Regions from separate parts of the Homo sapiens genome. Here region 2 is linked to region 1. The links are chromatin loops, found by intact Hi-C in ENCODE. Cell type or tissue: Caco-2. All regions are shown on one strand.

Evidence for each region. A loop is a pair of places that touch in the nucleus more often than their neighbours do. Peaks named below come from ENCODE experiments on the same cell type or tissue, not always from the same donor. Only the 100,000 strongest peaks of a DNase experiment are listed, where the experiment ranks them.
Region 2: it touches region 1 in a loop (14-fold over the local background); 9 of 110 quality-filtered maps call a loop at or near these places.

Annotation. Positions count from the first base shown.
Region 1 is chr2:179,988,495-179,996,494 of GRCh38, forward strand. CWC22 (CWC22 spliceosome associated protein) reads right to left here. Exons shown (of 20, transcript NM_020943.3): 2 at 4,821-4,960; 3 at 83-150. The coding sequence starts at 4,847. Among named protein-coding and RNA genes, the nearest start is that of CWC22, 15 kb to the right of the region's middle. In Caco-2, no CTCF peak of the experiment used is centred here; a DNase peak (open chromatin) is centred at 3,057.
Region 2 is chr2:180,073,695-180,081,694 of GRCh38, forward strand. No RefSeq gene overlaps it. Among named protein-coding and RNA genes, the nearest start is that of EPCART, 47 kb to the right of the region's middle. In Caco-2, a CTCF peak has its summit at 3,825; no DNase peak of the experiment used is centred here.

The sequences.
Region 1 (8,000 bases):
ATTAGAAATCTAAGAGCTAAATTATTACATAAACCTTACTATAAAAATTTACATTGCATTCAGAGCATATTAAACTATTTACCTGTCTTCTGGAGAGGAGTTCCTCTGATATGAATTAAGGTTTTCCCTTCTGTCATGACCAGAAGAAGGCTTTAAAAGAGGAAAAGGGGAAAACATTTCAAAAATTATTTATGTTAATAACACAGACTGAAATACATGGCTTAGAAAGTTGGAAGTACTTTAGAAATTGTATCAAAACATTTTTTAAATCATTAAGAATAATTCATGTAACCTAAACAGTCTATAAGATAAAACAAAATCTTCAGACCATCCCAGATAGGCCTGTCTGTGGCAGGCACCTGTTTTCATTATGGACCAAAAACTTCTTTTTTTTTCTGTTTATTTTTATTTTTTATTTCTTTTTATTTTATTTTTTATTTCAATAGTTTTATGTGGAACAGGTGGTGTTTGGTTACATGGATAAGTTCTTTAGTGGTGATTTCTGAGACTGTGCTGCACCCATCACATGAATAATGAACACTGTACCCCAATGTGTAGTCTTTTATCCCTAACCACCCCCCTACTCTCCCTGACCCTTTCCGCTGAGTCCCTAAAACCCATTGTATCATTCTTACGGCTTTGCAGAACCAAATACTTCTTTCTAGCCAAAAAAATTCAAGGTAGAAAAAGATAATTCTCAAATTTTTGATGACATCTAGTTTATATTTTACTTCTATGTAATAAGTTATAATAATAATTATTATTATTATTATTATTTTTTGAGACAGGGTCTTGCTCTGTTGCCCAGGCTGGAGTGCAGTGGCATGATCACGGCTCACTGCAGACTCAACCACCCAGGCTCAAGTGATCTTCTCGCCTCAGCCACAATATTGTACTTACCTCCTATCTCCTTTGGCTTATGAAAACCACAACTTTAGTACAGGGTAAAATAGCTGGAAGAAACTGACTCTAACATGTTTATAAAAGTTAATTTTTGTTTTCAACAAACATCAATTGAGTGTCTGATATGTATTATACTGTGGTAGGCTCTAGGGACTCGAACAACATTACTTTTAGGGTATAAGCACTATTCCAAATTTTTTGAAAAACAATCAATATACAAATAAGTAACTTCATGTAACATGAGACTGACATGAGACAGAGATGTGAACCATCCAGTTTGAGACTACATCCTAATTAAAAAATCCAAATACATTAAGGAACCAAAATGTTTACCTCTGTATATAGGTAAAATTTTTTATATAACTGGTCAACATTCAAATATCGACAAGCCTTTTTTTAAGAATTAAAATAATTTTAATTAACCATACTGTAAAGAAAAATAGCATTTAACATACCTTAATCTTGAAATCTAAGATAAACTAAATCAAACAATGAATAACAGTTCTGCAAACTTACATGCTTGCCTCCTTAATGAAGAAAGGATATATTTTAAAAAAGAAAATTATTCTGAGTAGAAATATAAGATCCAACTTCCTCTGATTTTATGACTATCTAATTAACAGCAGTTTGAGTCTAACATAATCACAAGTACAATGCAAAATAGTCTCATTACTGAATTTTTTGAATAGTATCCACTAACTAATTTATATAGGTGAATAAGCATGTAATCAAAATTGATAACTTAAAGTAACCATAGTTTAGCTGTTACTTTGCATTAAATTCAACCATTTTAAAATTCTGTATCTAATATAAGAAAGTTTTAAAAATTATTTCACTCATCAACACAGTGAAATAGAAATGTTCAATATATATGACATAGGTTTCTATAAAACTTCACATAAAGATCTTAGGTCAAATACAAAGCACAAGATTCATTCAATTCAATGGTAACATAAAATACAATATTTATACTGATCACTTATTATAAGACATAGTCCTTCCTGTGTAGACATTCTGAAAGATACAATAGATAAGAAAGGCCAAGGAGCTTATGATCTTGTAGAAGACAGACAGGCTTATAAAGATTTCTATGATTAAACACATTAGATTATATGTTCCCCAGAATGAGAGTGAGTGAGTGAGACAGACAGAGAGAGAGAGAGAGAGAGAGAGAGAGAGAGAAAGAAGAAGGAGGGGGCAGGGAGAGGAGAGAGGAGAAGACAGAGGACAATAAAACTGCATTATCTCCTTTTTCTTTTACAAGGCAAAGAAAGTTATTTTGATTACATTAAGGAGAAGGCCCCAATTCTGTACTAATGATTTTTAACACATCTCCGCAACATCTGTTGTGAGCAAGAGGAAGAGACCAAAAATATTGAAGTTGTGAAGAAGGATTTCATAAATATGATCAAGTAACAAATGACTGGCACACATAGTAAGTGCTAACAGGAGATCTTGAGTAGGAAACAATCACTGTGGCATACAGTGCTAACGGATGAAAGTGGGAAAACGGGGACTTGAATTTGGCTTTGGTAGATGAATAGGATTTCACCAAGTTAAGAATCACTTTCAGGTATGAATCAAATATTAAGAACCTGAATTTCCCTATTTCTTTTATCACAGAGTTTAGATTGTAAGTCAGTGCAGTAGTTGAAAATACTATACAGTCAGAATTACCTTTTAAAATTTTTCGAAATTGTTCATGAAGCAAAACAAATATGGTGACATCATGTAGTAACTCATAGTCTCCAACAATGTAGGGAGAGCAGTACGAGGAGACAAGGGGAACAAGAAGCCTGAGTCCAGTGGCTTTCATGATCCACTAGACTTTAAAAGAAAGAGGGAGGAGGTGCTGGAAGAGGTAGGAGCTTGCTAAGGAAGCTACAGTGAGGTTCAAGGGAAAAACAGGGGATTCTCAGTTGAAGCCTTATGAACCTAATAGGTGAGTCCTCAGAACATCAAGGGAAGAGCTGAGTTTCACCTAAAGAAAGAATCAGCATCAACCCAGCTAGTGGACCCATTGTGGCTAACAGAAAAGAGATAAATGGAAGCAGACCAAAGAGAGCTGGCTGGTAGAGCCAAGCCACTAAGTGTGAAGGGCATGCTAAATGAAGCCACCCACGGGCAGGCTGGGGGAGAAAATGCTACAGGAGACCCATCTGGGCCACAAGAGGGAAGCGTGGAGAAGCAGAGACTAAGAGGAACCAAAAGAGGAGTCTGAGAAAGGCTAAACATTTCTCCCTTTGAGTAAAAGGCATTAGTCTAAAGATCTGAGCGCTCTTGTCTAACATGGCTCTGTCAAGAGCCAGTTCTGTACAAGGTTTCCTTTACGTCTCCAGCTCCTAACCCAGAATCTGCCACCTACTAGGTCCTCAATAAATTAACTGTTTAAGTAACAATGGACCAATGAGTACAAGTCCCAAAAAGGCCGATTTGAGAACAATATACAAGGGTTACTGACAGATGGAACTACCTTAGGAAACTGTGAGCCCCCTGCCAAAAGAGATATGCAAGCAAAGGCTGGATGTCTACTTAAAAGGGAGGTGGGTGAGTGTCTTCTCACACTTGACAGAGGTTGGAAAAGATTGCAGCAGAGGCTGCCTTACTCTACAAGTCTATCAGTTCAGCTTAATAAGCACCTACTACAGGGCCTGCTGTCAAGGAGCTTGCAATCTACTGCTTCTCTTTAAAGAAGGAACTTTAGGTGTGTACAGCTGTAAGAGGATAGGAAGGGAGGAGTGCCTACATTTATAATCAAATAAAAATACAGTTCCCCCTTTACTGACTCCAAGGCCCAAAAAGTGATGTCCTGGTTTTAAATCCATGCAGTTGAAGAGAAAAAGAAGTTGAGTAGTTTGCTCTCCTGCCAAGTCCACTCACAGGCAGAACAGTTTCGAAAGCAGATGGAATTACTGGTCCCTATTCCTGCCCTGATCTCACCTCCTACAATTCTCCCCTTCTGATACCTGCTCCACTCTAGATTCTTTGCCTTTGCTGTTCCTTTTGCCAGGCACACTCTTTCCCCAGATATCGGCATAGTTAACTCTTACATTTTCAAGTCTCTGCTCAAATGGCTATCTTTTCAATGGGCCCTACTCATCCCTCTATTAAAAACTGCAACCCCTCAATGTTGAATCCCCCTACCCTTTTCTACTTCTTTTCTCCATAGGACAATTCTATTACTTAACATTCTAACATACTACATAACTTATCAAGTTTATAATTTATTTTATCTCCTCCCCACAACAACTATAATGTAAACTCCATGAAAATAAGGATTTGTTTTATTCACTATTTTGTTCAAAGTTCTTAGAACAATCACTATAACATCTAACAATCAATATAACACATATAAAACTATTTTGTTCAAAGTTCTTACAACCATCACTAGAACTCAATATGCATTTGTTAAATAAATGAACGCACACTGTCTAAAGTACAGCACAGAATAAAGAGACCATCCATCTATTCATAAGAAATATCCAAGAGGCTCACGTTGTAAACAGATATGCAGAAATTTCCCTGCACTGTTTGTTACTTGTTTTTCTTTTACATGTGATCATTCACATGATATATGCAGGCCCCTGACGCATGCATCCATGTGTATACACACACACACACGCGCACACACACGTACACACACTTCTGTATGTTCTCAACTGCCCTCTTGCACACTAATACTTCCATATAGCTAAGTATCTACATTTAAAATTGTTTAAGTTAGATGGATGTATTAGGTTGGTGCAAACAGTAATTGTGGTTTTTAAAATTGCAAAAACTGCAATTACTTTTGCACCAACCTAAGTGCCATTCTACTGTCTGGCTCTGATGTCCTAATTACATAAATGCATTTATATTTAAAGAATAGGTAATTGACTATAAGTTTACATCCTCCATTTTAAGTTTCAAACACTTACTTTTATCTGTGCCACACTACTTTTCATTTTCTGTTGCCAGTTGGTCCAATAAATCAAAGATGCTTCAAACTGGTCCAAATAACAAGTACCCAATGCTCTGAATTCCTTGACAGTTTACTTTTTCTGTCTGCAAACATCACCTATAAAATATACCAAAGAAAGCTTTATTAACACTAACAAAGTGTGAAAAATGATGATATATTTTTTCTATACAATGGACATTTGACCGCTTTATTTTTCTTAATCCATAAACAAATATAATAAAAATTGTAAAAATCCTTAAGTAGTTACACATAATAATGTATACCTAACACATACAAGTAGAAAAAAAATCCATGAACAAGAGAGCAAATAGAAGGTTTTATTCTAAGGACCAAGCGGAACAAAAGTTAATTTAAAAAGGGATGTCCTATAACTTTATTAAAAATGTTCTCATAGTGAGGGAGATACATACCTACATCATAAAATAGTAGTGTGATATTATTAAAAAAAACCTGAGGAAACGATAGAAGAGAAACTCTATATAAACTGAGTATAAAAATCCAATGTTTCTACACAGACTAAGAATGAAATACCCAATATCCTTGCAATAATGATCATTAAGAAATAAATTTAATCCACATAGAAATTTAAGGTGCTAAACTACAATAATTATGTCTCAATGTGATCTATTAATGGCACAAAGCTTCAGATATATGCACATATGAGAACTAAGTATTTAGCTCAGAATAAACCTAGTCATCAGCATTAAATCTAAAATCTTCAGATGTGTTTTAATACTCTAAGTAAGTTTTAGCAATTTCTGCAAGATGCTAAATTGATACTTATGTTCACAAAGAACTTGCATTCAAATATTTTATTGGAAGTACATATCTAAATGGTTTATAGTATAAGGCACTGAAATCCCAAAAATAAAATAGAAAATAAAAGGATTAAAAGATACAGAGAATGCAGAGAAAGCAACGTGCTTAGTAGCAAAATAACTGAATACAACTGGAAAAAAAAATTAATTTGAGTGTCAGAAAGGGTATAACAGATTATCTGGTCCAATTCCTTCTTTTAAAAGAGAACACTGAAAGCCAGATATCCTATTTCAATTATAATTATAATAATTAAATTATAATGCCAGCTAGACTTACAACTAGAAACCTACCATAAGGACACCCTGTTAAGTATTCCTTTCACTGGCACACACATACAAATAGTCTTGACATTATAAAGTGATACAGAGCGGCTGTCATTTAATGCAGATGGGGATGTATACGAATTACTAAGTCAAGAAATGTTTCTATTACAATGATTGGCATGGTGTCAAGGTTAGTAAAGGCAAACTTATCAATCTATAAAATATAACTACAATCTAAAGCACATCACTGCTTATGTACGAGGCTTACAGTTAAAGAGACAAATGTGTGTAACTTTACATAATACGCTTATTAACAGGCTCTTTCTTCAATTAGTTATTATTGCAGTTGTTTAGAAAGCTCAGCCTTGTTTTCAGCTGGCAAGTTGTCCCCCAATCTTTTCTTTATGTATCTTTTTAAAGTTTATCAGCACTTTGGGAGGCCGAGGTGGGTGGATCACAAGGTCAGGAGATTGACACCATCCTGGCAAACACAGTGAAACCCCGTCTCTACTGAAAAATTACAAAAAATTAGCCAGGCGTGGTGGCGGGCGCCTGTAGTCCCAGCTACTCCGGAGGCTGAGGTGGGAGAATGGCGTGAACCTGGGAGGCGGAGCTTGCAGTGAGCTGAGATCGTGCCACTGCACTCCAGCCTGGGCAACAGAGTGAGACTTCGTCTCAAACAAACAAACAAACAAAAAAAGATTACTCTGGGTCCTAAATCCTGATGCCCACAGACTAGTCTATCTAGGACCTTATTATGCCCACAACTATGACATCATTGTTTGAACTTAGTTTCAGAGTAACTTTTCCTACTCGATGCTATACCTTAGATAAATAATTGAGAAAATCCAGAATAAGTTACGTAAAACACTTCATAAAATCAGACTCTGTGATGGTAGCAGAGAGGAGAGGCATGCCCCTCTACCTTAAACAGTCTATTCTGATATCATGCAAGAGTTACCATCTTAATAAGCCTATGTTATCAAAAGTCAAATAAAAAACATGTTTCAAAGGCGAAAGAGAGGTTCGAGACTAGAGAGAATTACACTGTTTTCCTCTAAGAACTTAAATAATAAGGGTGTTTTGATTCCCAGGGCCACTGGGTAGTTTATGTAGCACTTCTGAACAAATTTTTTAAAACGGTAACTGAACTTCCACTTCTGAAATGGCTAGGAAGTTCCTACTGAACCTAATCCTTTCACAGGTAACAACCATAAACTCTTGACAAAATATACAACAACCACCTGAAGGCACTGGAGAATGAACAAAAGCAGGCTGAGTCTAGAGGAGAGTAGATGCCTTGAGAAAGGAGCAACATGAGTGAGTTATCCCATTTAATATAGCTTTAGTCTGAGGGCAAGCTGCAGTCTGTACCACGCAAGGGTGGCTAAAACTGATGAAAAGCTGCAGCCATTCTCATTTGAAGAACAAGAGGACAGAGTCTGAGGCAACCACAACTGCTGGAAACTGAGGGGGAATCCAGGAGGGGAGAGAGTCAGTGGAGGGGAACCCCATATGCTGGGTATAAATTGTTCCCACATCTCTGACTACCTCTGAACCAACACATGTACAAGACAGATTCCTGCCAAGAACTGAACTAAGATTTGAACTGCTGCTCAAGAGACTAGAGTTTGCAATTTAAGTCCAACCAAGTTAACTGCCTAAAAAGTCACCACTCCTTAGAGGAATGTAAGGAAACCAAAATCTCTATAACATAAAAATAATATCCAGGAGACAATTAAAAATAACATTTAAAAAATGTGGCCCAATCTTAAGGAAAAAGACAATCAAAACAGATCAATGCTGAGATGATCCAGATCCTGGAATTAGTATATAAGGTTTTTAAAGCATGGTTTTTAAAACATATGGAACGATGCAAAGAAAAATATGCCTGGGAAATTTCAGCCAAGAGAAACGATAAAATAGAACCAAACAGAAATTCTAAAACTGAAAAATATATGAAATAAAAAATTCACTGAATACGCTTAACAGTAGAATGGTTAATAGTTAAAGCCAAAGATAAAGAGAAAAATCCTGAAAGCAGAAAAGAAAAA
Region 2 (8,000 bases), 85 kb after region 1:
TAGGAAAAGAATAAATCAAACTATCTTTCCTCTGACGACGATATGATTCTATACCTGGAAAACCCTAAAGACTCTGCCAAAGAACTCCTGGAACAGTTAAACAACTTTAATAAAGTTTCAGGATACAAAATTAATGTACAAAAATCAGTAGCATTTCTACACACCAATAACGTTTAAGCTGAGCCAAATCAAGAAAGCAATCTTATTTACAGTAGCCCCCCCCACCCCACACAAACAACTCCAGGAATACATTTAATTAAGGAAATGAGATCTCTACAAGGAAAACTGCAGAAAACTGTTGAAAGAAATCATAGACGACACAAACAAATGGACAAACATTCCATGCTCACGAATTAGAATCAATATTATTAAAATGGCCATACTGCCCAAAGCAATCTATAGATTCAAACATAATTTTTTTTACAGAACTAGAAAAAACTATTCCAAAGTTCATATGGAACCAAAAAGGAACCCTAATATTGGAAGCAATCCTAAGCAAAAACAAAGCAGAGGTATCACATTACCTGACTTCAAATTATACTATAAGGCTACAATACCCCAAACAGCATGATACTGGTATCAAAACAGACACATACACTAATGGAACAGAATGGAAAACTCAAAGATGAAGCCGTACACCTACAACCATCTCATCTTTGACAAAATTGACAAAAATAAGCAATGGGAAAGGACTCCCTAATCAATAGATGGTGCTGGGATATCTGGCTAGCCACATGCAGAAGAATGAAACTGGACCCCTACCTGTCACCATATTCAAAATTAGCATGGATTAAATATTTAAATGTAAGCTCAATATATAGGAATTGTAGAAGAAAACCTAGGAAACACCATTCTGGACGTTGGCCTTGGGAAATAATTTATGACCAAGTTCTCAAGCAATTGCAACAAAAACAAAAATTGACAAGTGGGATCTAATTAGATGAAAGAGCTACTGTACAGCAAAAGAAGCTATTAGGAGAACCTACAGAATAGGAAAAAATATTCGCAAACTATGCATCTGACAGAGGTCTAATATCCAGAATCTATAAGAAATGTAAACAACTCAAACAAATCAAACAATCCCATTAAAGACAGGCAAAAGACTGAACTTCTTAAAGGAAGACATACAAGCAGCCAATGCCCATGTGAAAAAATATTCTACATTACTAATCAGAGAAACGCAAATCAAAGCCACAATGAGATATCATGTCACACCAGTCAGAATGGCTATTAAAAAGTCAAAAAATAACAGATGCTGGCGAGGCTGAGAAGAAAAGGAAATGCTTATACATTGTCTATGGGAATGTAAATTAGTTTAGCCACTGTGGAAAGCAATATGGAGAAGTTCTCGAACTTAAAACAGAAATACCATTTGACCCAGCAATCCCATTACTGGGATCTAAAGGAAAATCATTCAACCAAATCTCAATCTCAATCTCTCTCCTTTATTTACAACAGCAAAGACATGGAATCTACTTAGATGTCCATCAGTGGTGGATTGGATAAAGAAAAAATGTGGTATATGTACACCATGGAATACTACACAGTCACAAAAAAGAAATCATGTCCTTTGCAAAAATATGGATACAGTTGGAGGTCATTATCCTAAGTGAATTAATGCAGGAACGGAAAACCATGTAACACATGCTCTCACTTATAAGTTGAGAGGTAAACATTGGGTACTCATGGACATAAAGATGAATAATAGACACTGGGGACTACTAGATTGGGAAATGAAGGGGAGAAGGATTGAAAAGCTATTTGATACTATCTAGTCTCAGTACCTGGATAATGGGATCAATCATATCCCAAACCTCAGCATCACACAATATACCCAAATAACAAGTCTGCACATATACCCAAATCTAAAATAAAAGCTAAAATCATAAAAAAATTCAAAGGCCTCTTAAAATGGTTGTAAGATTACCTAATACTAATTTTAATGAAAATGTCAGCAATTGTAGTCAGAATTTTTTTTTTTTTTTTTTTTTTTGCGACAGAGTCTTGCTCTCTCACCCAGGTTGGAGTGCAACAGCACCATCTCCGCTCACTGCAACCTCTGCCTCCCGGGTTCAAGCTATTCTCCTGCCTCAGCCTCCCCAGTAGCTGGGATTAAAGGCTCCTGCCGCCATGCCCGGCTAATTTTTGTATTTTTAGTAGAGACGGAGTTTCACTGTGTTCTCCAGGCTGTCTCAAACTCCTGAGCTCAGGCAATCCACCCGCCTCGGCCTCCCAAAGTGCTAGGATTACAGGCGTGGGCCACCACGCCCAGCTGTAGTCAGAATGCCTTTAAAGCACATGCAATTTCTGTCATGTTATGAAGCTTCTCAAAGTCATCTCATTACTTAAGTCACAGTGGAGGGATTGGAGCCAGCTGAAGCCAGAGTTGTGAAGTTCTGCTTAGAACTTCTATATTTGGTTCTCCATTTACTTTCTTGATGGCAGTACACCCACACTCTTTATAGGCATATAATGCTCATATATAGCCCTCTATATAAAAATCTGTTTGCAGATAAGAGACAGCCATACTTTTATTTAAACAAACTGGTGATTCATTGTATGCCTTTGACAGATATTATAAAACAAGTTTTCTTTGCTGCTATTGGTGATCATAGAAGGCAGATATCTAAACATATAAGACCTTACACTTTGCATCAATCTGATAGCTGCTTTCATAATATTGTAATGAATTGATGAACCAAAGAAAGACCTTGTGCATTATCTAGTTCAGTTCCTTTATGGGGGTGAAAGTGGTGGGCAGTTGGTGAGTGGGGGTGTAGAGGACCCTAAGACCCCAGAACAATGCACTTTTCCCAGCCTCAGAGGTGTAGTGGCAGTGAAGGATTGGAATCCAGGCTACCTAAAAATACTAGTCCAGAATTCAGCCTTGTGATAAGTAGCGTAACATGTATTTAAATGTACAGGCTCTGGAGGTAGACCTTCTAGATTTAATTTTGGTTCCATCCAGCCCTTGCCATTTATTTAACCTGTGCCTCAGTACGAGCGTCTATCTCACAGTCTTGGTGAGAATACATGAGCTAAATGAAGCTTAAGATAGCCTGGCATAGTGAGAACTCTATAGATGTTAATGACACCATGTTGCCTTAAGAAGGCTGGTCTGCTTTGCTATTTGACCTATATTTAGAATCATTTAAGCTGTTGGTAGTTCCATCTCATGCTATAGTGTTATGTATTCTACTTTTTCAGGCCATTAGAGAGGTTATTCTCATTGGCTTATGACTCGACCCATGAATAAAATGCCATTAGGGCTGCCATAAAAAGTATTGGGCTATATATCTTTGGTAGTTGTGTGTAGTAAACTGAGGTTCCTATAATCCAGTGCTTTAAGCATGGAGTAGGGAATTCTTTGCAAGGATTCCTGCTGCCTGTTTCTGGGGAAACAACCATTTTGTCTACTTGATATTTCCCAAATGGACTCTATTAGCATGTTGAGGTAACACTTTATTCTTTTTTTACACTTAATTGCTACTGCTGTTGAAGCAGCAACATGCTCCCTAACCTCCTTCTAGCATGAAGACAGCTTTATGCTGGGGCCAGAACTACGTATTTGTTTTTTCTGTTCTGGTTGGTAACATTCCATCTCTAGTGCTGGGTTAACCCATGAACATTTGATTTTAGGAATTATTCGTGTTTCCAGAAATGTAAGACTGACTTTTTTCAATAGCTCTGAGTTATAGTTGAACATGGAGGCTAAATTATTTTGATCTTGACATCATTAAAAGGTGTTCCTCACTACCTCAGTGAATTACATTAGTCTGTGACAGTGAATTTTTTTAGAGAAATACCATCCCCTTGTGGTATAATGTGGTACACCATTGGATGAGGATAATTTAAGAAATAAAACGTTTGTAAATTCTCAATTCTCTGTAAGTATAGCAAATCCCTCTTAATAAGAACATTAAATAATGTATACTGTGTGCAGTACTTTTTTCACATTTCTGTTATTAACAAGTAATAACAGAAAAAAGACGAGTGTCCATTCCCCAGCATCCTCCTAAAAGCTAAATCTTTATAATATTTAATATTTATAATTTAATACTTAATATTTAACTTTTGCCAACTGGTGAAAATTTTTATGTCAGTTTTATGTTTTCCTGATTAGTTGTGAAGTTGAGAATCTTAACATCTATTTACCATTTATTTTCTCCTCTGAAAATTGCTTGTTCACTGCTTTTGTTTTATCTATTGAGTTTGTTCTTGTCTTTTTCTTGTTGGTCTATAAGAGTAGTTCTTATATTTAGGGTTTTAACTTTGGTATTTTATGTATTGTAAATCGTTCTTTTCTTTGTTTACTTGTTTTAATGTTTGTGAGATCCTTTTTTGGACAAAAGTTAAATATTTTTTATATTCAAATATGTTAATCTTTCTCCTTACAAAAGCTGTGTTTTCATATTCCCTAGGAAGCTCTTCCCCATTCCATGTTTATAAAATTTTCATCCAATGTGTTTTATGGTTTATGGTTTCTTTTGCTTTTCTTCCCAAATGAATGGCTAATGGTCTAAATAATGTTTATTCAGTAGCTTACCTTTTCCACACTGATTTGAAAATGTTACTAGTATCTCAAGATCTAAATTACCCTATAATAGTTTTTAGATATGCTTTTTATATCTTGTGGGCAAGTTTGTATTCTTTGTTCCTTTTAAAGTATTTTGGCCACCCAAGTACTTCTTCTTTCTATATAAATTTTAGATTCAGATTATTTGGTTTTAAAACATCCTGTTAAAATCTTATTCATACTGTCTCAATTGTTAATTTGGCAAGAGTACATATTTAAACCATTGAGTCTTCTTATCTAGAAATTTGGTATATATCTTTCCATTTATGTTCTTGGTACAATTGAATATCTACTGTAAAAACATTGGTTGTCTACCCCATGCTAAAAAATAAATTTCAGATGTAATAGAGAGGTAAATATAAGAGTCGTATGACCTGTCTTCACACCTTTTATTAGAATCTTTCTTAGATAACTTATTTTTATTCTATTATCTATTATCTATTCTAAAATAGTGGCACCTATTTTGTTATTTTATAATTGACCATTGCTAATATGTTAGAGATCTATTGATCTTTAACATTTTAATCTTTATTGGTTCCCTACAGAACTTTCTTCTTAGTTTTTATTATTTCTTGGCTGATTGTCTAAAATTAATTCTTCCATAAATAATGGTATTTACCTCTTTGCAATGTTTTTTTTTCTCTTGCCTCATTACACTGGGGACTTCTAATATAGTTTGTAAAGCAGTGTTGCTAGAAATGTTCCTGATAGTTATTAAATTTCAAGAGGTGGGTGGATCACCTGAGGTCAGGAGTTTGAGACCAGCCTGGCCAACGTGGTGAAACCCTGTCTCTACTAAAAATACAAAAAATTAGCCGGGCGAGGTGGCGGGTGTCTGTAATCCTAGCTACCCGGGAGGCTGAGGCAGGAGAATCACTCGAATCTGGGGGTCGGAGGTTGCAGTGAGCCAAAATCACATCACTGTACTCCAGCCTGGGTGACAGAGCAAGACTCCATCTCAAAACTAAAAAATACTCCATCTTGTTTAGGGCTTTTAATTTATATTTTACCAAATTTTATACTATTTTTTTGAGTCAGTGTCTTGCTTTTTTGCCCAGGCTGCTAGAGTACAGTGGCACAATCACAGCTCACTGAGGCCTTGATCTCTTGGGCTCAAGTGATCTTCCTGCCTCAGCCTCCTAAGTAGCTGGAACAACACACACACACCATCATGGGTTCTTAAATTTTTTTTTTTTTTTTTAAGAAATGGGGTCTTGCTTTGTTGCCCAGGCTGGTTTCAAACTCTTGGCCTCAAGCAAACCTCCTGCTTCAGCCTGCCTAAGTGCTGGCATTACGGATGTGAGTGTATTTTACTAAGAAAATTTTTAACAAATTTTATTAAGCTTTTTCTTGACATATATGATTCCATTTTTTTGATGCTTTAGTATGATATAATTAATTACATTAATAGTTTGGCTACCTTGAACCACCCTAGCGTTTCTCGGATAAAACCCAAATGGTCAAGATAGATTTTTAAAAATCTGCACTTTGGATTTGATTTACCAATAATTTGATTATCAATTTTGTACCTATGTCCTTAAGTTAGCCGCCTTGTTTTGAGCTATCTTTGGGCTTCACCATAAGGATTGTGAAATACCTTAAAGAATGCTTTAAAAAGGTTTCTATTTTATACTCAGAAAAAGTAAGTTTATCTACATAGAAATTGTTTCTTGAAAATTCTTAAAACTATCGGAGCTTTTTTCCTTCATTTGAACATTTTGCAGTTTTTCTGATTATTGACATATTCAGAATTTTTTCATTGGATTGGCATAATTTTGACAACACATGTTCGTACAGAATTTTTTTCAAGTTAAAATGATCAAATTTAACTGGTGGTACATCATATTTTACTACTATTACAAATATATTATGTCTGCAGTTTTATTTTCTTTTGTATTCTTAATATTATGTAGTAATGTTTTTATTCTTTTTATTTTGATCCCACAGGTAAGGATTATTTTATCCAGCTTTTTAAAATGTGGCTTTTGGCTATATTGATGTCATTATGTCTATTTCTACTTTTATTAATTTCTTTACTTTTTTAGAACTTGTTTTGTTATTAATTAGCTTTTTAAGAATTTTATTTTTCATTTTGATTTGTAACAAGTACAACTGAAGCTATCGTCCACAGATTATTGCTTTGACTTACATCCCACAAGTTTTGATATGCAATGCTCTCATTTTGCATTTTTCTTTCCTTCCTCTCTCTCCCTCTCCCCTCCTTTTTCCCTTTCTTCCTTTCATCCATCTTTCTATCCTCTTTCCCTTCATTCCTTTCCCTTTCCTTCCTCCCCTCTTCCCTTCTTTTCTTCCTTATATTTTTAGAGTGAAGGAGGCTTATTAGGGAGTGTCCTTGGGATCAACACGTGCAGAAGGGAAGGAAGGGAAGCAGAAAAGGGTAGAGGGAGAAGTTAAGCTGCAACACAGGGCCCTAGCTGTACCCCCGGGGAGCAAAAATGGTCTGCTAGAGTTGTCCCAAGTTTGGACAAAATGACTGGGCTATTATATTCCTGCCTTGATCAATCATCAGGTGTGGGCTGTTCTTTGACCTTGAGCAAAGTTCTTTGCTTAACCTGAGGCGCTCTGTGAAGGGGCTGGTAGATTAAAGCTGTTCGCTGACAGCTATCCAGTAACCAGTGCTTCCTTGAAAGAGACTGAGAGTGCATCACCATGTCTACCACAGTTTAAAACATGCTTAGCATTTGTTTTGCTTACCATTTCTTCCGATGAGACTCCTTCTTGAAGTGCGTCAATTAGAATTTCCTTCAGTAAAGGTACATTTAATCAAATATGTTTTATATCACCCTCATTCTTAAAAGGTAGTTTGGCTGGGTACAAAAGTCTGGCTAGGTTTTTTGTGTTTTCTCTTCTCACTTTGAAGATACGATTTCATTATCTTCTTACTTACACTGCTACTATTTAGAAATTCTGGTCTCTGTCATTTCTTTTTAGCTAACCTATTTTTTTCTGGTTGCTTTTTCGTCTTTGGTATTTTACTGTTTCACTCTAATGTGTAAAAAAAAAAAAAATTAACATTTCCTCTTACCTGATCACATTTGTCCCTCCTGCATCTGTATTTTCCTCATTAAAACAATTTCCAGGCATATGTACACCTTTTCATTTTATTACCTATGTCTTTCTATTTCTTTGCTGTCTCTATGGCTCTTTCTCTCTGTGTGTTTATCTCTTAGTAACTTTAAATTTATGTATTTGTTTTTAAACTTTAGATTCAGGAGTACATGTGAAGGTTTGTTACATATGTAGACTTGTTACTGGGGTTTGTTGTACAGATTATTTCATCACCCAGGCATTAAGCCCATTACATACCCAATAGTTATCTTTCAGCTCTTCTCCCTCCTCCCACCCTCAACCCTCCAGCAGACCCCTGTGTCTGTTGCTTCCTTCTTTGAGTTAATAATTCTCA